Linked DNA regions of Homo sapiens: region 2 is linked to region 1. A link is an interaction called in ENCODE POLR2A ChIA-PET data of the cell type or tissue named here. Cell type or tissue: HepG2. All regions are shown on one strand. Each heading gives the region's core, and the rest is flanking DNA. Links, peaks and the distances in the headings are about the cores only.

Region 1 (9,758 bases), core at 2,819-7,818:
CATGAAGAATGAATGACAGTTCACCAGGTGAATGGGGAGCAGAGGATAGTGGAGGAGGCATTCCAGACCCACAATGCAAAGCGAATGTCCAAATCAATGAGTTCATAGTGTTTCAGTCCAAATCCTCTGTCCTCATTGATTCCTCCAACCCAGCTCTGCATGCCTGAGACCCCTGCCTGAACTTCTCTTGCCCTGGCTCTGTAAATCATGATCTGACAGAGTGAAATGTGTTCTCCAGGCTGCAGGGTGTCAGGTCAAGGTAATGGGTCACTGGTCAGCCGGTGCCCCAGCAGAGTGAACCAGGGCCTGAGAATCAAATATGTAGCCCCCACATCTCAGATGAGCAGAGGTGGGGCATGGGGTAAAGCATGTGATGTTTACGTTCAGAAACTGCAAAGCCACTAGCTTGCAAAGTGTCATTACATCTGCAGGTGGAGGGTAATTTTCCTGTTACTCAAGGTCTCCTAATCAGGCTCTGATTGGTTTGTGGGGAATTGTTTTATGACCCAGAGCCAGGCAGCGATAGATAGGAGATGTGGTTTGGTGGGCAGCAGTTTACAAGGCAGGAAATTGCTTCACTGGGCACAACCATTCATAAGAAACACCTCTGGGAAAAGGAGACCCGGGATCCTGGCAGGTCCACCCCTGGCCATCTGTTTACATCAGCAACAACCCACGTTCCTGGTTACACAATGTGGCAGCGTCATTTTGAGTGGGGGATCTTTGCCCCTTGGAAGAATAAACACATTCCTCACTCTCAATAGAATTAGCAGACCTCACAGACTTTTCAATGACTCTCCTGGAGGCCTTAATGTCATAGGAAGGTGACTCTAAACATGATTAGCTGTACAACCTCATTCATTCCAAATTCAGCTGAATTTTCCTTTAAGGGCAGTGAAGGCTTAGATGAAGATACTCCAAAGGCGAAGGGCGGAAGTGATAATCCTTTGTCAGGATTGTCAGTTGCCAAAGCCATGCCAAGTTTCTTAGGAACAATCCAATAGGGCCGGGCACGGTGGCTCATGCCTGTAATCCCAGCACTTTGGGAGGCTGAGGCGGGCGGATCATTTGAGGTCAGGAGTTCAAGACCGGCCTGGACAACACGGCGAAACCCTGTCTCTCCTAAAAATACAAAAAAAAAAAAAAAAAAAAATAGCTGGGCGCAGTGGTGTGCTCCTGTAATCCCAGCTACTCAGGAGGCTGAGACAGGAGAATCCACTTGAACTCAGGAGGCAGAGGTTGCAGTGAGCCGAGATTGCGCCACTGCATTCCAGCCTGGGCGACACAGTGAGACTCTATCTCAAAAAAAAAAAAAAGGAAAAATCCATTCAGGGCTTAGGGTCATTGGTCAGTCTGGGGAGGAGGAGGCAGGGCTGTGGGTTGTTCGGACACGTTGCCCACATTTCCACTGTCCCATCAGCTCTGCAATTCCTTAGCTGAGTTCTAGAGTCCAGAGTTTTTAGCACCTAGAGCCATCAAATCCGTGTGCGCCATGGGGAGGAAAGATAAGGGGCAGTGGCAGAGTCTCCAGAACCACAGGGGTCTGTCTGGAGAGTCACTGGAAGCCTCCAGCCCAGCACTGTTCAGTAAAATCAAGAGATGCCAGGCACGGTGGCTCATGCCTGTAATCCTAGCACAAATTAGCCAAGTGTGGTGGCATGCACCTGTAGTCGCAGCTACTTGGGAGGCTGAGGTGGAACGATCCCTTGAACCCAGGAGGCGGAGGTTGCAGTAAGCCAAGAGCCAAGATCATGCCACGGCACTCCACCCTAGGTGACAAAGTGAGACCCTGTCTCAAAAGAGTCATGCCCCAAAGCTTCCTCCTCCCCACCCTATTTGTAAACTCCATCTTACTCCCATCCTGGCCAGGTGAGCTTCACCTCCCTAAGGTCTCAGGTTCTGTATCTTTGAAATGGAGAGAATCATGGCACTTAACTTCACAGCCCTAATTTGAGGACTAAATGAAATAATGAATTTCCTTATTCTTAAGTGTGTTTGCACACTTAAGGTTTGGTGCATTTTCTCTGGGGCAGTCGAGCAGGAGGAGGGACTTGGAGGTGAATTTCATTTTACGTTTGTTTTTACTTTCCATATGAGGAATCATAGACAATCTATTGTTATCCCTGACTTAGTCCAGGACCTACTAACTGTGTTCTTAGGCTATTGGGCAGAACATCCAGGAGCAGTCAGCAGAAGAAAGCCCTGGGCTTGCCCCATTTGAACTTGCTTTGTTTGCTTCCATGGAGACCATTTGTTTAATTTTGTCTCTCACTTGCAAATTCTAAGGGGGCCCAGACCATGCCATTCTTGCTTACCACTATATCTCCAGGACTTCATACAGTGCCTGAAGCATAGTAGGTTCTGTATAAAGACTTGTTGAATAAATAAGAAAATGCATTAATGTGTGAGTGAAAAAAATGAGGGCATCACACTTCTTTAAAAACTTAAAAAACACTAATACGGTGAATCCATAATAAACCTATATGGACTTGGGATCATAGAACTTCTCCATTACCAGATAAAATGTAGTCTTTACTCCGTTTCCTCATACAGATAAAGCAATTGTGTCAGGGAACACTAAACGGGGCATTGTACTAAAGCTACCAAGGCAGTTGTGAGAACAATCCCTAGACCAGGACCCTTTAGATAGATAATTAGTTCAAGTATCTGCATTAGCTGTTAGTTGTTTTTGTTTTTGTTTTTGAGACAGAGTCTCATTCTGTCTCCCAGGCTGGAGTGCAGTGGTGCAATCTCGGCTCACTGCAACCTCTGCCTCCTGGGTTCAAGCGATTCTCCTGCCTCAGCCTCCCAAGTAGCTGGGATTACAGGCATGTGCCGCCATGCCTCATTTTTGTATTTTTAGGAGAGACAGGGTTTCACCATGTTGGCCAGGCTGGTCTCGAACTCCTGACCTCAGGTGATCCGCCCGCCTTGACCTCCCAAAGTGCTCGGATTACAAGCGTGAGCCACCGCACCTGGCCGTGTTAGTTGTTGTGAACTCCCCTCAGGATCCCATGCTCACTGCTGCTTCTGCCCTACTCATTCTCTGTGAAGGAGACTACAAAAAGATTGATGGCCATTGCCCCAGACATCTGGGGAATATGGTCACTGGCCACCTGATCTCCAAACCCTGCTGTAGGGACCAGGATAAGCCGAGAGGTGGAGGGATGGTCCTGTGGGGTCTGACTGAAGGAGTGTGTGACCAGGGCAGCATAGGCCAAATCCAGAACAGTGTTTCCAGGTCACGGGCATGGACCATGCAAGTGTGTTAGAAATCCACTTTGGGGTGGCACCCTGAATGTGGTACATCTGGGCCTGATGTCCCAAAAGGCAAGCTTCTCAAGCTAGGGTAATAGGGCTGTGAGCCAGAGGTTGCAAGAAGTCACAGGAAAGATGGCTTATCTTCCTGGAATGTCCATTTTATTCAGATATAAGAAATGTTAACTGCATTTTTCAATAAAAGCAAACAGATGGATTATGGTAGAAAATAGAAAATTTAAATGTACTTTTTTTTTTTTTTGAGACGGAGTCTTGCTGTGTTGCCCAGGTTAGAGTGCAATGGCGCAATGTCGGCTCACTGCAAGCTCCGCCTCCCGGGTTCACGCCATTCTCCTGCCTCAGCCTCCCGACTAGCTGGGACTACAGGCGCCCGCCACCACACCCAGCTAATTTTTTGTATTTTTAGTAGAGACGGGGTTTCACCGTGTTAGCCAGGATGGTCTCAATCTCCTGACCTCGTGATCCACCTGCCTTGGCCTCCCAAAGTGCTGGGATTACAGGCGTGAGCCACCATGCGCAGCCTAAACATACTTTTAAGACAAAACATGGGGCTTCGAAGAAAGTTTCTGTGTGCAGTGATCTAAAACCCCATGCCCCTTGTGAAGTGTGAATTCACTCTCTGCCACTAATGGTACTTCACATGAAAAGCTTCAAAAGCGCTGACTGCAAACAGCCACACAGAAAACACCACCCATGGACACTGCACCACACTGCCCACACATACACTGCTAGGCCCCCACTCCACACAGTAAAGGTCCCCTCCATGAGACAATGGCATTGGGATGCAACAGCCTCTCATATCATGTGGGCTGACTCTCAGTCCTCAAGAGATCAACTGGTTGTCCTTCTTCCCACAGGTTCTCAGAGATATCAGTCCCTGTCTGAAAGGAGGAGCTACACCCACGATGTTAATTTCTCTATTCCCACTGTCCAGCATGCTTGGCACAGATGAGGCATTCAATTAATGTGTGTTGGGATGAACTGAACTCCAGACAGATGCCTGGACCTCCTCGTTCCTTCCTCCTGAGGGTGGAGGCAGCTGTGGCCTCAAATCCACAGGCAGCCTAAACCAAATGGTATGGGGCAGAGCTAACAAGTACAGCTCCAGCTAGGGCCCAGTGGGGGCCAGTTTCACTTCTTTTCTTCCCAGAGCTAAAGGGCTGAAAAATCCATTCCAAGTGAAGATACTAGAAATTACTTTTATTCCCATTGTTGAGAGGAGGATACAAGTCACAAAGGAAAAGGCTCCACATGCTGTTAGTTGGCAAGTTATCACCTCCACTCTGGAATGTACCAAGACCAATGGTGAGTAGGTATCTGAGTCTCTGGCATCTGTGGTAAGTTCACTCTGGGCAAACTTTCCCAAGACCCTAGGCCTCTGGTTGTCAAAGCAGCTTCCTGGGGTCCCCAGATCCAGCTCTTCCTCTGACCTCTAGGGAAGTGAAGCTTCAGTGGGTCTCCCCGACTCCAGCATAAGCCCCTGAGAGTGGGAATGGTGTCCAATTAATCTTTGTATCCCTACTGCTTAGCAGGTTCGCTGCACATAAGATACCCTGAAGAAATATGTGCTGGTAATGATGACACCATTCACCTAGTCATTTAACAAATATTTATGTTCTGTGCAGTCTTTTGGGCCTAGGAATTCAATGATGAATCAGAAACAGTGTCTTCCCTTAAGGGGCCCATAGCTTAGTAGGGAAGGCTAACAACTGCCAACTGCAATATGGTGTAAACACAATGACAGAGGCCTGTACAGAATAAAGAGGCAGCACAAGGGCCCTCCAGCCAGTGCAGGTGCTGCCTGCTCTCTAGTTGGTGGACTCAGAAGCTTCAAGTGGGGACTTTTAAAGCCATTGAGGTGGGCTCAGTCTCCTGTAGCTGAAGTCATGGGAGGGTGGGGGAGAGGGAGGGTCATGTTCGAAGGTGGGCTTTCACAGTCACAGGAATGCCCAGCGTGGGCGGGCCAGAGGGTGACCTTCTCATCACCCTGTAGGAAAGTGAGGCCCAGCTAACACCTGTTGGAACAGGTAACTCCCATTTGCCCATTGTCCTGTGTTTGCAGAGGAGGAGCAGGGAACTCCTCAGGGAGTAAGAGGGACTGGGTCACAACCAGGTGAGCCTCCTTTTGGCACCACAAGCATTAGCACAGAGATAGGGCGGCCGCCCTGGGCAGGATTTATAACTCCAGATTTCAAGGTCTTATCATAAACAAGCTCTTTCTGAATTGCAACATGTCAGGGGCAGGGGGAGCAGGCAGACAGACAGACTAGAGAGCGGTGTTGGGGGTGGGGGGCATTAGAATGTGGCTGATAGGGAAATTGTGGGGGAGAGATGGAGCTATTCATGGCTAATATTGTATGGGACATGGAACTGGTTAATAATAATGCTTTGCTTCTTATCCCATTCCCATGGCCCAACCCTGAAAGGTAATAAAACATGATTTGGAACATAGTGAAATCCTGGGGCAAGGCAAGCCCAGAGAGGCGAGCATTGTTTTACGCAGGCTCCTGCTCTCTAGAACTTTCTTCCCCACTCCATGGATTCCTCATCAGTGCATTTTATTGAGTGTGAGTAGGGGGTGGGTGGGGAATGTCTCTGGTCATTACCTAAGGCTTCTGAGCTGTCGCTGGGAAATGGCAAATTGCCCACTCATGCTGCTTTGGTGGGGAGAAGGGGTGAAGCATGGGGCAGGAGTTGGGGAGGCACCTGGCAGAGGCGTGATTGGGGACCTCAGGGCAAAGTGGAGAGACCTGCTGTGGCCCCTTAAGGCACCAGTGCTGCCTCTGGATGCCTCTTTCTCTCTTCAAGTCTTCCCTTGACTTTCATTCTCACCGGATGCCACCTGAATAAAGACAATGACCAAGGGAAGCAGCCTGCTCTCCAACTGGCCCTGGAACACACTCCTGTAAACTACCTTGAAGGGAGGGGGACTAGGTGTCCCCTTCACTACAGGCCTGTCACTAGCCCTTCTGGACTTGGGCCTGGTTTTCCTTCTGTTCAGACCAGGTGGGATGGCAGGCTCAGCAGGGGCTGAAAGATGTCCCTCGGAGGACCCCCAGAGCATGCCTCCCTCCTCCTGCTTCTCCCGAGACATCAAACACACCAGGCCCGGGTAGGCAGGTGGAGTTAATAAACGCAGTGAGGCTTCAGGAAGGCATGGAGGCCTCTCCTTCAGACTCCCAACTCCAGCCTGAGCAAATCCCCTGTGACTTCAAAGCCAGCAGCTTGTTTGCCTGGCCACAGGGCAGCAACAATGCTTTCCCTTTTGACCTAAGAAAGCATCCTTGGGGCTGGGCGCGGTGGCTCACGCCTGTAATCCCAGCACTTTGGGAAGCTAAGGTGGGCGGATCCCCTGAGATCAGGAGTTTGAGACCAGCCTGGGCAACATGGTGAAACCCCGCCTCCACTAAAAATACAAAAATTAGCTGGGCATGGTGGCACACACCTGCAATCCCAGCCACCTGGGAGGCTGAGGCAGGACAATCACTTGAACCTGGGAGGCGGAGGTTGCAGTGAGCTGAGATCGCACCACTGCACTCCAGCCTGGGCGACAGAGTAAGACTCCATCTCAAAAAAAAATAATAAATAAATAAACAAACAAACAAATAAGCATCCTTGGCATCGTTGCTGGAGGACTGCTGGCCAAGGTGGGGAGTGGAGAGGTCACTGACCTAAACCCTGCTTAGGGGCTCTGAGGTAGGCATTCCTGCCAGCCTGCCCTGCTGATCCAAGACCAGGGGGATATGTTGGGCATGCCTGATAGAAACCGTATCCCCACACTCCTGGAAAGACTGACCCAGCCAGGACTCAGAGCAGACAGAACAGGCCCACCTCAACCCAGCAGGGCATGGCAGGCCACATCAATGCACCCAGGAATGGAGACCATACCATGCACTTGCTGGTCCCCTGACGGCACCCTTATTTCCAGGGATTCACACCATGAACGTGGCAGTACGTGTGCTTGTCTGTGCCAGGTGTATGTGTATGCATAGAAGTGTGCACATCCCGGCTGGGCGCAGTGGCTCATGCCTGTAATCCCAGCACTTTGGGAGGCTGAGGCGGGTGGATCACCTGAGGTCAGGAGTTCAAGACCAGCCTGACCAACATGGCAAAACCCTGTCTCTACTAAAAATAGAAAATTAGCTGGGTGTGGTGATGCATGCCTGTAATCCCAGCTACTTGGGAGGCTGAGGCAGGAGAATCGCTTGAATCTGGGAGGCAGAGGTTGCAGTGAGCCGAGATCATGCCATTGCACTCCAGCCTGGGTGACAAAGCGAAACTCTGTCTCAAAAAAATAAAATAAAATAAAATAAAATAAAATAAAATAAAATAAAATAAAATAAAATAAAATAAAATAAAATAAAATAAAATAAATGTGCACACCCCAGTGATCCCAGACATCACCACACGGTTCTTTAGGAACTATGCTCTTGACTTGCATCCTGAAAAAAAATAAAGCTATGCTTGATCTAAAAGCAAGGGCCTCCTATTGCTGCTATCACCAGTTTAAAAAATAAAATTAAAGCAAAAGCCAGAGAGCTATATATGAGAAGCAGTAACTTAATTCAACCTGTCAGCTCAAGAAATGAAGAAACCTATCTTAGGACAGGAGGCTTACATACCCTTCAGCTAACTTCTGCCAAGTTGATGATGAAACACTCATACTTTCGGGGATCCTCATATTGAAGTTTAAAAAAACCCCACATTATAGCATCCAGCACCCAGTGGATCTTCGACAAGATGCTTTGGTAATGATTATGATGATTTTTTCCCTGAAGAAAGGCCTCCATGTATTCTCTAGCCCATGAAAAAGAGGGTATGGAGAGTGTCTAAGCTCTTTCTGAATATTTGACCTCACCATTGTGACATTGTAGGTTAAGCGGAGGTGTCTGGACACTAAAGTCACCCTGAGCTGGGTTCACATTCTTGTTTCTGTCACTTATTCCCTATGTGACCCTGACTACACTAACACTCCGAGCCTACGTTTCCTCATCTGGAAAGGAGCTAAAGCCTGCTGGCAGTTCCTATCCTAAGAAAGTAATCATGTTCTTGGTTATTATAATTAGAAATCATTTGGCAAAGAACAGCTTATGGACGAAAACCCAGGACTGGGGCTGCACACCCCACACAGATATCCATTGCAGCTCCCTCCACAATTTAGTGAGACAGTGTAAGATAGTGGTTAAGAGCACTGGAGCTGGACTGCATGAACTCCAATCCCACTCTGCCACTTTTAGCCATGTGACCTTGGACAAACACTTAATCTCTGTGCCTCAGTTTCCTCAACTGTAAAACAAAGATAATAACATTATGTACCACACAGGACTGTTGTCCTTTGGATGAAATGAATTAACGTCATGAAATGAGTTCACATCTATAAAGTGCTTAGAACAGTGGGTGGCACATCACAAGTGCCACATGCTTGCAGTTTTTATTATTGCACTGTCAATGCTAGACACGTACAACACTGTCCTTGTGAATATTACACAGGCAAAGTTACAAGTATTTATTGAAGATGAGGAGCATGTGTTGGGGTGGAGGATGTCTATTGATTTGTAAGTATGAGTTTTTGAGCAGGATAGGCAGAAGGGAGATATGGGTAGCTAGGATTTCGGTCTCAAAAACATATCTCGAAGTTGATTTGTGCTAGTCAGATGGAAGGGTGGATGCCAATCCCACTAAACCAGGAGGTGTGAGACTGAGCTGAGGAGAGCACTCCTGCCGCCCCTTCCCTTCCTGTGGATCTTCCAACATCAAGTAAGTTTTTTAAAAATTCATGAAGTGGTTTCATGTAAGAAATTGAGGCTGGAAGTGGTGGCTCACGCCTGCAATCCCAGCACTTTGGGAGGCCGAGGCAGGTGGATCACTTGAGGCCAGGAGTTCAAGACTAGTTTGGCCAACATGGCAAAACACCGTCTCTACTAAAAATACAAAAATTAACTGGGTGTGGTGGTGCACGCCTGTAATCCCAGCCACCTGGGAGGCTGAGGCATGAGAATCGCTTGAACCCGGGAGGCAGAGGTGCAGTGAGCCAAGATTGCGCCACTGCACTCCGGCCTGGGTGACAGAGCAAGGTTCCATCTCAAAAAAAAAAGAAATTGAATTTTAATTCTATAGTAAAAATCCCAATGTACCAGTGTTCTGAAATTTGAGGATGGTATTTTATTCTGTCCTGGGACAGCAGTCCTAATGACTTTCCCTACCCCTGACCAAGCAGGTGTTTCCTGGTAACCTGCTGCAGCCTCCAAGCTGCAGGTGCTGCCCCATTTGTCTCCAAAACAGAGTAGATTTCTGTCCTGGTTCCTTCCCCACAGACTTTGCTCTGTCTTGGAGAGCTCCAGAGTGCTGCAGGAAAGGGCATAGGGGATGAAAGATTAAAAACAAACAAATATACCTCCATGGCTTCTGGTCTGAATGATTAGGCAATGCAGGACAATTTGTCTTTGCATTCTGCAAGTGCAGGCCTCGCTCTATATACA
Region 2 (9,758 bases), core at 2,816-7,815, 210 kb before region 1:
CGGACTGCGGACTGCAGTGGCGCAATCTCGGCTCACTGAAAGCTCCGCTTCCCGGGTTCACGCCATTCTCCTGCCTCAGCCTCCCGAGTAGCTGGGACTACAGGCGCCCGCCACTGCGCCCGGCTAATTTTTTGTATTTTTAGTAGAGACGGGGTTTCACCTTGTTAGCCAGGATGGTCTCGATCTCCTGACTTCATGATCCACCCGCCTCGGCCTCCCAAAGTGCTGGGATTACAGGCGTGAGCCACCGCGCCCGGCCAAAATTAAGACCTTTTTAAAATTTCTTTCTTTCTTTCTTTTTTTTTTGGTTATAACAGCAATGGGATGTTTGTGATTTTGTTCCTTTTATTCCTTCATCATGTAGTTTTTGAGTTATTGTGCCTAGATAATGTGCCTGATGTTAGGGGTAGCTACAGCCATGAAATGGAGCTTCTAATCTAGCAGAGGAGTTAACTTAATTACATAAATAGCTAATTGCAATTGTAATATATCCCAAGAAGGAAAGCATAGGTAAATCATCATATGGCACCTAACCTCATCTGGAGATTCAGAGACATTGTCTTTGATGAAGTGGCTTTAAGCAAGGACCTGCCGGATACATAGAAATTACCCAGCTGAAAAAGAGGGTACAGTGAATGACAATATTCCATTTAGAGTCAAACTAACCCGTTAAAAGCCTTTGAAGTGAGAATGAGCTCTGGCAAATTTATAGAATTGAAAGAAGAAAAAGCCAGTGTTGCCCATGAAGTGAAATGTTGGAAGGAGAGAAGGTGGTGGAGATAAGAAAAGGCTATATGATATAGGGAAACTATTGAAGTGTTTTTGTTTTGTTTTGTTTTGTTTTTTTGTTTTTGAGACGGAGTCTCGCTCTGTTGCCACGCTGGAGTGCAGTGGTGCGATCTCGACTCGCTGCAACTTCCACCCCCTGGGTTCAAGCGATTCTCCTGCCTCAGTCTCCCGAGTAGCTGGGACTATGGGTGCGCACCACCACACCCAGATGATTTTTGCATTTTTAGTAGAGATGTGGTTTCACCATGTTGGCCAGGATGGTCTTGATCTCTTGACCTCATGATCCGTCCCCCCTCAGCCTCCCAAAGTGCTGGGACTACAGGCTTGAGCCACTGCACCCGGCCTATTGAAGTGTTTTCAAGTGGGCAGTGGTATATTTGGATTGCATTTCTGAAGTTCGTTGTGTTGTGAAAAGTTCATTCTGCAGATTGGTGATAGTTGGTTGAGAGTGAATATTTGGAGACTACAGCCATTTTCCATTATCTGCGGTTTTTCTTCCCTTGGTTTTAGTTACCCATGGTCAACCCCTCTGAAAATAGGTGAGTACAGTGAGGTAGAATCATGTGTTGTGTAATGCAGGAGGGAGGTATGTTCTTAGAAATACCTCATTAGGTGATTTCGTCATTGCACAATCATCTTAGAATGTTCTTAAACAAAGCTATATTGTATAGCCTACTACATACCTAGGCTACATGGTATAGCCTATTGCTCCTAGGCTGCAAACTTGTACATTTCATTACTGAATCCTGTAAGCAACTTAACATAATGGTAAGTATTTGTATTTTTAAACATAGAAAAGGTACACCTAAAATAATGATATGAAAGATAAAAAAAAATTGCACTTGTATAGGGCTTTACCATGAATGAAGCTTGCAGGACTAGAAGTTGTTCTGGGTGAGTCAGTTAGTAAGTGGTGAGTGAATGTGAAAGCCTGGGACATTATTGTACATTACTGATAGCGTTTGGCTGTGTATCCCCACCCAAATCTCATCTCGAATTATAATCCCTATGTGTTGAAGGAGGGAGGTGACTGGATAATGGGGGCAGTTTCCCCCATCCTGTTCTTGTGATAGTGAGTGAATTCTCTGGAGATCTGATGGTTTTGAAAGTGGTGGTTTTTTTCCTATGTACACATTCTCTTTCTCTTGCTTGCTGCCATGTAAGACGTACTTGCTTCCCTTCTCACTGTGACTGACAGTTTCTTGAGGCCTTCTCAGCCATGTGGAACATGAGTCAATTAAACCTCTTTTCTTTATAAATTGCCCAGTCTCAGGTAGTTTTATAGCAGTGAGAGAATGGACTGCTACAACTACCATAGACTTTATAAACATTGTGCACTTAATGTACACTAAATTTATTTTAAAATTTGCTCTGTCATGTTACTATGGCTATTACATCATTATGTCACTAGGCAATAGGAATTTTTCAGTTCCATTTAATCTCATGGGGCCACCATCGTATATGTGGTTGTTTTTATGCAGACTGTATTTTGAGAGAGACCACATTCACATAACTTTTTTATAGTAGATTGTTATAATTTTTTTTAAATTTTTGAAATTGTTTTTGAGTTGGAGCCTCTCTCTGTCACCCAGGCTGGAGGGCAGTGGCACGATCTTGGCTCACTGCAACCTCCCGGGTTGAGTTGCTTTTTGTGCCTTAGCCTCCTGCTTAGCTGGGACTGCGGGTGTGCGCCACCACATTCGCTAATTTTTTTGTATTTTTAGTAGAGATGGGGTTTCACCATGTTGGCCAGGCTAGTCTCAAACTCCTGACCTCAGGTGATCTGCCCAACTCAGCCTCCTAAAGTCCTGGGATTATAGGCTTGAGCCACTACATCTGGCCTGTTGTATTTTATTATTATTGTTAATCTGTTACTGTGCCTAATTTATAAATTCAACTTTTTTATAGGTATGTATGTATAGCAAAAAACAGAATCAAGTGCTCAGTACCATTTGTCATTTCAGACGTCCACTGGGGTTCTTAGAATGTTTCTCCCATGGATAACTGGGGTCTACTGCATTTAAGAGGTGACTGAAGTGGTCCCGATGAAAGGCGATGCTGGCTTTAAGTAGGGTGATAGTGGAGATGGAGAGAGATAGGCAGCTCTCACTAGTATTTCAGAAGAGGAAGGGCACAATACAGTTATGGATTAAAAGTGAGGTTAGGGAGTAAGGTATGAAGTGGTCAAAGATTATATATACTTGGTGTCTCGCATGAGCAATGTGTCATTGAAAATATCATTACCAATATATGGAAAGAGCAGGAAGAGCAGGTTTTGTCATAAATTGTGGAGCGTTTCAAGTGTCTATGTAGGCTGGGTGGTGCGGTGGCTCACGCCTGTAATCCTAGCACTTTAGGAGGCTGAGGTGGGTAGATCACTTGAGGCCAGGAGTTTGAGACCAACCTGGGCAACATGACGTAACCCCATCTCTACTGAAAATAGAAAAAGTTAGATGGAAGTGGTGGCACACACCTGTAATCCCAGCTCCTTGGGAGGCTGAGGCAGGAGAATTGCTTGAACCCTGGTGTTGGAGGTTGCAGTGAGCTGAGATCAAGCCACTGCACTCCAGCCTGGGCAACAGACTCCATCTCAAAATAAAATAAAATAAAGTGTTTATGTAGCATATAGAGTTTATACCTGACCCTGAGGACAGACACAAATAGATAAAATTTGGGAGTCACTGTTATATTTTTATAATTTAGTTGGTAATGGAAATTTGGACAGTGAATAAGATTACCTAGTGTTTCACGTGAAATAAGATGACATCTTGGTCGGGCGCGGTGACTCATGCCTGTAATCCCAGCACTTTGGGAGCCCGAGGCGGGCGGATCACAAGGTCAGGAAATCGAGACCATCCTGGCTAACACAGTGAAACCCCGTCTCTACTAAAAACACAACAAATTAGCTGGGCATGGTGGTGGGTGCCTGTAGGCCCAGCTACTCAGAGGCTGAGGCAGGAGAATGTCCTGAACCCAGGAGGTGGAGCTTGCAGTGAGCCGAGATCACGCCACTGCACTCAAACCTGGGCGACAGAATAAGACTCTGTCTCAAAAAAAAAAAAAAAGAGAGATGACATCTTAGGCCAGAACCCTGAGGAACTTCACCATTTAAAGGTTTGATAGGGTGATCAGAAAGGTGCCACCAAAGAGGGAAAATCAGGAGAGTGAAATACTGAAAGGCAAGAAATACAGCAGTATTAGTCTGTTTTGTGTTGCTATAAAGGAATACCTGAAACTGGGTAGATTATTAATATAAAGAAAAGAGGTTTATTTGGTTCACAGTTCTGTAGGCAGTACAAGCATACTACCACCATCTTTGGGCTGAGGAAGCTTTTACTTATGGGGGAGTGGGCATAGGGACCAGGAGTGTCACATGGTGAGGGGAGGGAGCTAGATGGCAGGCTCTTTTTACCAATCAGATCTCACGTGAACTAACAACAGCAAGAAACTCACTCATTACCACAAGGAAAACACCAAGACATTCATGAGGGTTCTGCCCCCATTACCCAAACACCTTTTGCTGGGCTCCACCTTCAACATCGGGATTATATTTTTACATGAGATTTGGAGGCACAAATATCCAAACTTTATCAATAGCCTCTGTAATTTTTTTTTTTTTTTTTTGAGACACAGTTTCGCTCTTGTTGCCCAGGCTGGAGTGCAGTGGCGTGATCTCGACTCACTGCAACCTCTGCCTTCCGGTTTCAAGTGATTCTCCTGCCTCAGCCTCCCAAGTAGCTGGGACTACAGGCACGTGCCACCATGCCCAGCTAATTTTTTGTATTTTTAATAGAGATGGGGTTTCACCATGTTGGCCAGGGTGGTCTCGATCTCTTGACCTCGTGATCCGCCCACCTCGGCTTCCCAAAGTGCTGGGATTACAGGCGTGAGCCACCGCACCTGGCAAATAGGCTCTATTTTTTTTTTAAATTATTTTTGTAGAGATGAGGTCTCACTTTGTTGCTTAGGCTGGTCTCGAACTCCTCACCTCAAGTGGTCCTTCCATTTTGGCCTCCCAAAGTGCTGCGATTATATGTGTGAGGCACTGCACCCAGCCTCAGTAGGCTTTTATGGCTTATGCCTTCTGTACTTTTAAAACTATTTCAACTTAATTTTCTACTCTAATTTTTGTTGTAATTTATATATGTATGTAAGTGTATATATATTTATATGTAGGGTGTGTATATATGGTGTGTGTATATATAGTGTGTGTATATATAAAATGTGTGTGTGTATATATACATATATAATCAACACACACACACACATATATGTATACACACACATTTTTTTGTTTGTTTGTTTTTGTTTTTTCGAGGTAGGGTCCACTCTGTCACCCAGGCTGGAATGCAGTGGTGCAATCATGGCTCACTGCAGCCTTGACCTTCTGGGCTCAATTGATCAGCCCGCCTCAGCCTGCCGAGTAGCTGGGACTACAGGTGCACCACCACCACACCCAACTATTTTTTTTTTTTTTTTTTTTTTTGTAGAGGTGGAATTTTGCCATGTTGCCCGGGCTGCCCTGGAACCCCTGGGCTCAAGCGATCTGCCTACCTCAGCCTCCCAAAGTGCTGGGATTACAGGTGTGATCCACTGTGCCCGGCCTATATTACGATACTGTATGCTGGAAAACTTCTTTTGGAAACAAAGTGGGATATAAATAATACTCAAGTGCGACTTTCAGGAACATATTCTTCATAGTAAGACAATGCCATTGAAACTTACTGTGTTTCATAAGAAGTAGTAGTACTGGCTCTACATTTATTTCTGCTTTTAAATTCTGAGGATGGGAGGGAGAGGAATCCACAATAAATTTTGAGTACCACTGTGTTTGAATAATAATAGCTGATTAGCCTAATTCCTTTCAGAAGGGAAATCAGCATGCATGAGATCATTTCTTGCCACTTAAATTCAAATTCTAAATTCTTGAGTTTGGCTCTTTAAGAGAAACCAGACCCACTTGACTGCGGTCATCCTAGCTGACCATAAAACAGGAAGTAAACAGGTAACAGGCAGATGTTAAAAACCTTGCCCCATTCCTGTGTTGAGAGGACTTTTTTGTTTTTTTCTCCCGCTCCCCAGGTAAATAATCCCAGCATCTTTGTGTTTTTATTAATGTAAGATTTAAAAACTTGTGGCAGGATTTGTTTTGTTTTGTTTCTTTTAGATGGAGTTTCACTCTTGTTGTCCAGACTGGAGTGCAACGGCGCGATCTTGGCTCACCGCAACCTCTGCCTCCCGGGTTCAATCAATTCTCCTGCCTCAGCCTCCCCAGTAGCTGGGATTACAGGCATGCGCCGCCACGCCTGGCTAATTTTTTATTTTTAGTAGAGACGGGGTTTCTCCATGTTAGTCAGGCTGGTCTCGAACTCCCGACCTCAGGTAATCTGCCCGCCTCGGCCTCCCAAAGTCCTGGGATTACAGGCATGAGCCACCGTGCCTGGCCCGTGGCAGGAGTTTAAAAGTTAAAATGTACTTTAAAAAAATTACTTGTTCGCTGAAGAAGATCACATGTCGTCAAGAACAACTGTTTGTGAAGAATGTTCCTAAATATTCTTGGGGGGCAACTAGTACAAATGCTGCTCTCACATTTTCAGTAGTTTTGAAGTTGCAGGGAAGATATTACATTTTTGATAATCTGAAATATTTCTTCATTACGTGTTTCTTTTCTTGTTTATAGAGATGTGAACTTTGTCCCCATAAGGATGGAGCTTTAAAAAGAACAGATAATGGGGGTAAGTGCAGAGATTTCTTGAAAAAATTTTTATTGAAAACTGGGGCGGTGGAGTATTTTCAAATATCTGGTAGTTTATTTTATTTCATCAAATTAAACAGTGTTTTCTACTCATTTTTAACAGTAGTGGCTATAATTTATGAATCATTATTATGTATTGACCCACAATTTTTCTACTTTGTGGACAAACTTAAGCATTGGCTACTTTATGCAGAATGATTTATTAAATACATACTTCTAATTAAAATTCTTATTTTTTTGGCTGGGCGAGGTAGCTCACACCTGTAATCCCAGCACTTTGGGAGGCCGAGGGTGGTGGATCACCTGAGGTCAGGAGTTCGAGAGCAGCCTGGCCAACATAGTGAAACCTGGTTTCTACTAAAAATAGAAAAATTAGCTGGGCGTGGTGATGCATGCCTGTAGTCCCAGCTACTTGGGAGGCCGAGGCAGGAGAAAAACTTGAACTTGGGGGGCAGAGGTTCCAGTGAGCTGAGATTGCACCATTGACCATTAGCCTCCATGACAGAAGGAGACTGTCTCAAAAAAAAGAAAGTGTATTTTGTTAAATGGATATAGTTTCTTGTGTTAGGAATTTTTTTTGAAAAATGAGCCACATTTTGTTGTTGTTGTTGTTAGACCTAAAATCTGTTGTTTTAGATTCTTTTTTTCTGTTTTGTATATCTCTAGACAGATGATGTTTCTAGTGAATGTTAATTTCATTTAACTCTGAGGATCTTTGTGGCTGGAATATAAAGAAATGTTGACTTTTAGGCTGGGTGCCTGACACCTGTAATCCCAGCTCTTTGAGAGGCCAAGGTAGGAGGCTCACTGGAGCGTAGGAGCCTGAGACCAGCCTGGGCAACATAGGGAGACCTTGGTCTCTGCAAAAGTAAATATAAAAAATAAAAATAAAAAGACTTAGTTCCACATGGTGGCACGTGCCTGTAGTTCCAGCTACTTGGGAAGCTGAGCAGGAGGATGGCTTGAGCGTGGGAGGTGGAGGCTGCATTGAGCCATGGTCACACCACTGTACTTCAGTCCCTGAGATGGGTGAGAGTGAGACCCTGTCTCAAAAAAAAAAAAAAGAAAAGAAAAAAAGAAATGCTGACTTCTGTATCACATTTTGGTATGCTTTCCTATGGACCCTTGTGCATTACTCATTTTCTTCTCTACTTTTAGTTATCTTTGTTAGAGAACTCGTATTTTTGTACATGTAGCTCAGTACTGTTCTGAAATGTGTAGACGTGAGTTTATTAAGCCATGGCATACATGATGCGGCAGCTAAAAAAAGTAGATACTATACTCTTCTCCATTTTGGGTAGCCACCTCTAAAGTAGTTTTGGCATAGACTAGAGTAATGGTGTGAATAAATGGGAAAAATACAATCATTTTGGCTAGCTATATATATTATACAGTTTAATCTTCAGACTATGTTATACAGTCAGATTGTACAAAATTTAAAAATATATTGAAAACCCTTCCTGTTACTCCTCTTCCCCATCTGCCCAGTTTATCAATAGCTTTCCTGCTACCTTATAATTATTTACTTTCTTGCATATCTTTCTAGGTTTCTTTTGCATATTCAGATGTGAATGGACAAATACTTCTTTACTCCCTCCATCTTTATACAAATGGGTTAATATTATATACTCTTCTGCGTCTTAATTTATTTCACTGAACAATTTATCTTTTTTCTTTTTTTTGAGACTTTTCTTTTCTTTTTTCTTCAATTTTCTTTTTTTTTGAAGCTTCGCTCATTCACCCAGGCTGGAGTGCAGTGGTGCAGTCTCCGCTCACTGTAACCTCCACCTTCCCGGCTCAAGCCATTCTCCTGCTGCAGCCTCCCAAGTTGCTGGGATTACAGGTATGCGCCACCACGCCCAGCTAATTTTTATATTTTTAGTAGAGATGGGGTTTCACAATATTGGTCAGGCTGGTGTTGAACTCTTGACCCCAAATGATCCTACTGCCTCGGCCTTCCAATGTGCTGAGATTACAGGCGTGAGCCACCGCACCCGGCATGAACAATTTATCCTGTTATCAGTATAGAGCCTTTTTTTTCCTTTTTAACCATGTTATCTAATCAATCAGTTGTTGATGCACTTTCTGATCTACTTTGATGACTAACTCTTTTATATATGTCATTTTGCTGGTATACAAGTATATCTATAGGATTATTAATTTCCGTAGGTGGAAACATTGGGTCAAAGGAGTTTTGCAATTAATTTTGATGGATAGTCCCAAGTTATTCTCCCTGTAGTTTTACCAATATATGTTCCCAGTTTTACCAATATATGAATAAAAAAGCTGTTCCTTATACCTTTGCTTACCTAACAGGTGAAAGTTTGTATATCCAAGCAGTCGTTTTGCATTTCTCTTAATATTAGTGAAGTTGACATCTTTTAACAGTTTGAAGAGCAATTTGTTTTTTTCTCTTCTGTGGTCTGCTTTTTGACTTGGTTGTTGATCTTTTTTTTTTTTTTTTTTTTTTTGAGATGGTCTCTGTCTGTCATGTAGGCTGGAGTACAGTGGCTTGATCTTGGCTCACTGCAGCTTCTGCCTCCCCCGTTCAAAGGACTCTCCTGCCTCACTCACCTGAATAGCTGGGATTATAGGCACACGCCACCAGGCCCAGCTGACTTTTTAATTTTTAGTAGAGATGGGATCCACTCACCTCAGCCTCCCAAAGTGGTGGGACTACAGGCGTGAGCCACCATGCCCAGCCACAGTTGTTGATCTTTTTAGTTTGATTTATTGGAGCATCCATAAGGAGCCCCTTATATGTTATTATGCTGTTTTGATATGAGTTGGACTAATTTTTGCCCATCTGGTTAGTCTTTATTTATATTGTGCTTTTTAAAAAATTTGTTTACCATGCATGGGTTTTTGATTTTAATTTTGTACAATTTATTAGTCTTTCATGATGTCAGTATTTTGAGTTATTAGTTAGAAAGGCCTTCACTATTCCAAAGTTTTGTTTTTTTTTTTAAGTGACAGGTTTTCATTCTGTTGTTCAGGCTGGAGTGCAAGTAGCAGGATCCTAGCTCACTGCAGCTTTGTAGTCCCGGGCTCAAGTGATCTTCCTGCCTCAGCTTTGAGAGTGTTGGGATTACAGGAATGAGCCACTGCACCTGGTGTAAGCCTCCCATCTTATTAAATGTTTTGTATTTGTCTTTCCTATTCTGGTTTGTTCCACTCGTTCCATTCTACCCTCTCTATTAGCTTTTTAAAAAGT

Evidence for each region. Peaks named below come from ENCODE experiments on the same cell type or tissue, not always from the same donor. Only the 100,000 strongest peaks of a DNase experiment are listed, where the experiment ranks them.
Region 2: POLR2A ChIA-PET joins it to region 1 with 5 read pairs; 1 of 35 experiments calls an interaction of 5 or more read pairs at or near these places.

The regions. Positions count from the first base shown.
Region 1 is chr17:37,667,188-37,676,945 of GRCh38, reverse strand. No RefSeq gene overlaps it. Among named protein-coding and RNA genes, the nearest start is that of DDX52, 29 kb to the right of the region's middle. In HepG2, for the core only: no CTCF peak of the experiment used is centred there; DNase peaks (open chromatin) are centred at 4,935 and 6,505.
Region 2 is chr17:37,880,727-37,890,484 of GRCh38, reverse strand. It overlaps the pseudogene YWHAEP7. Among named protein-coding and RNA genes, the nearest start is that of TBC1D3K, 39 kb to the left of the region's middle. In HepG2, for the core only: no CTCF peak of the experiment used is centred there; a DNase peak (open chromatin) is centred at 5,144.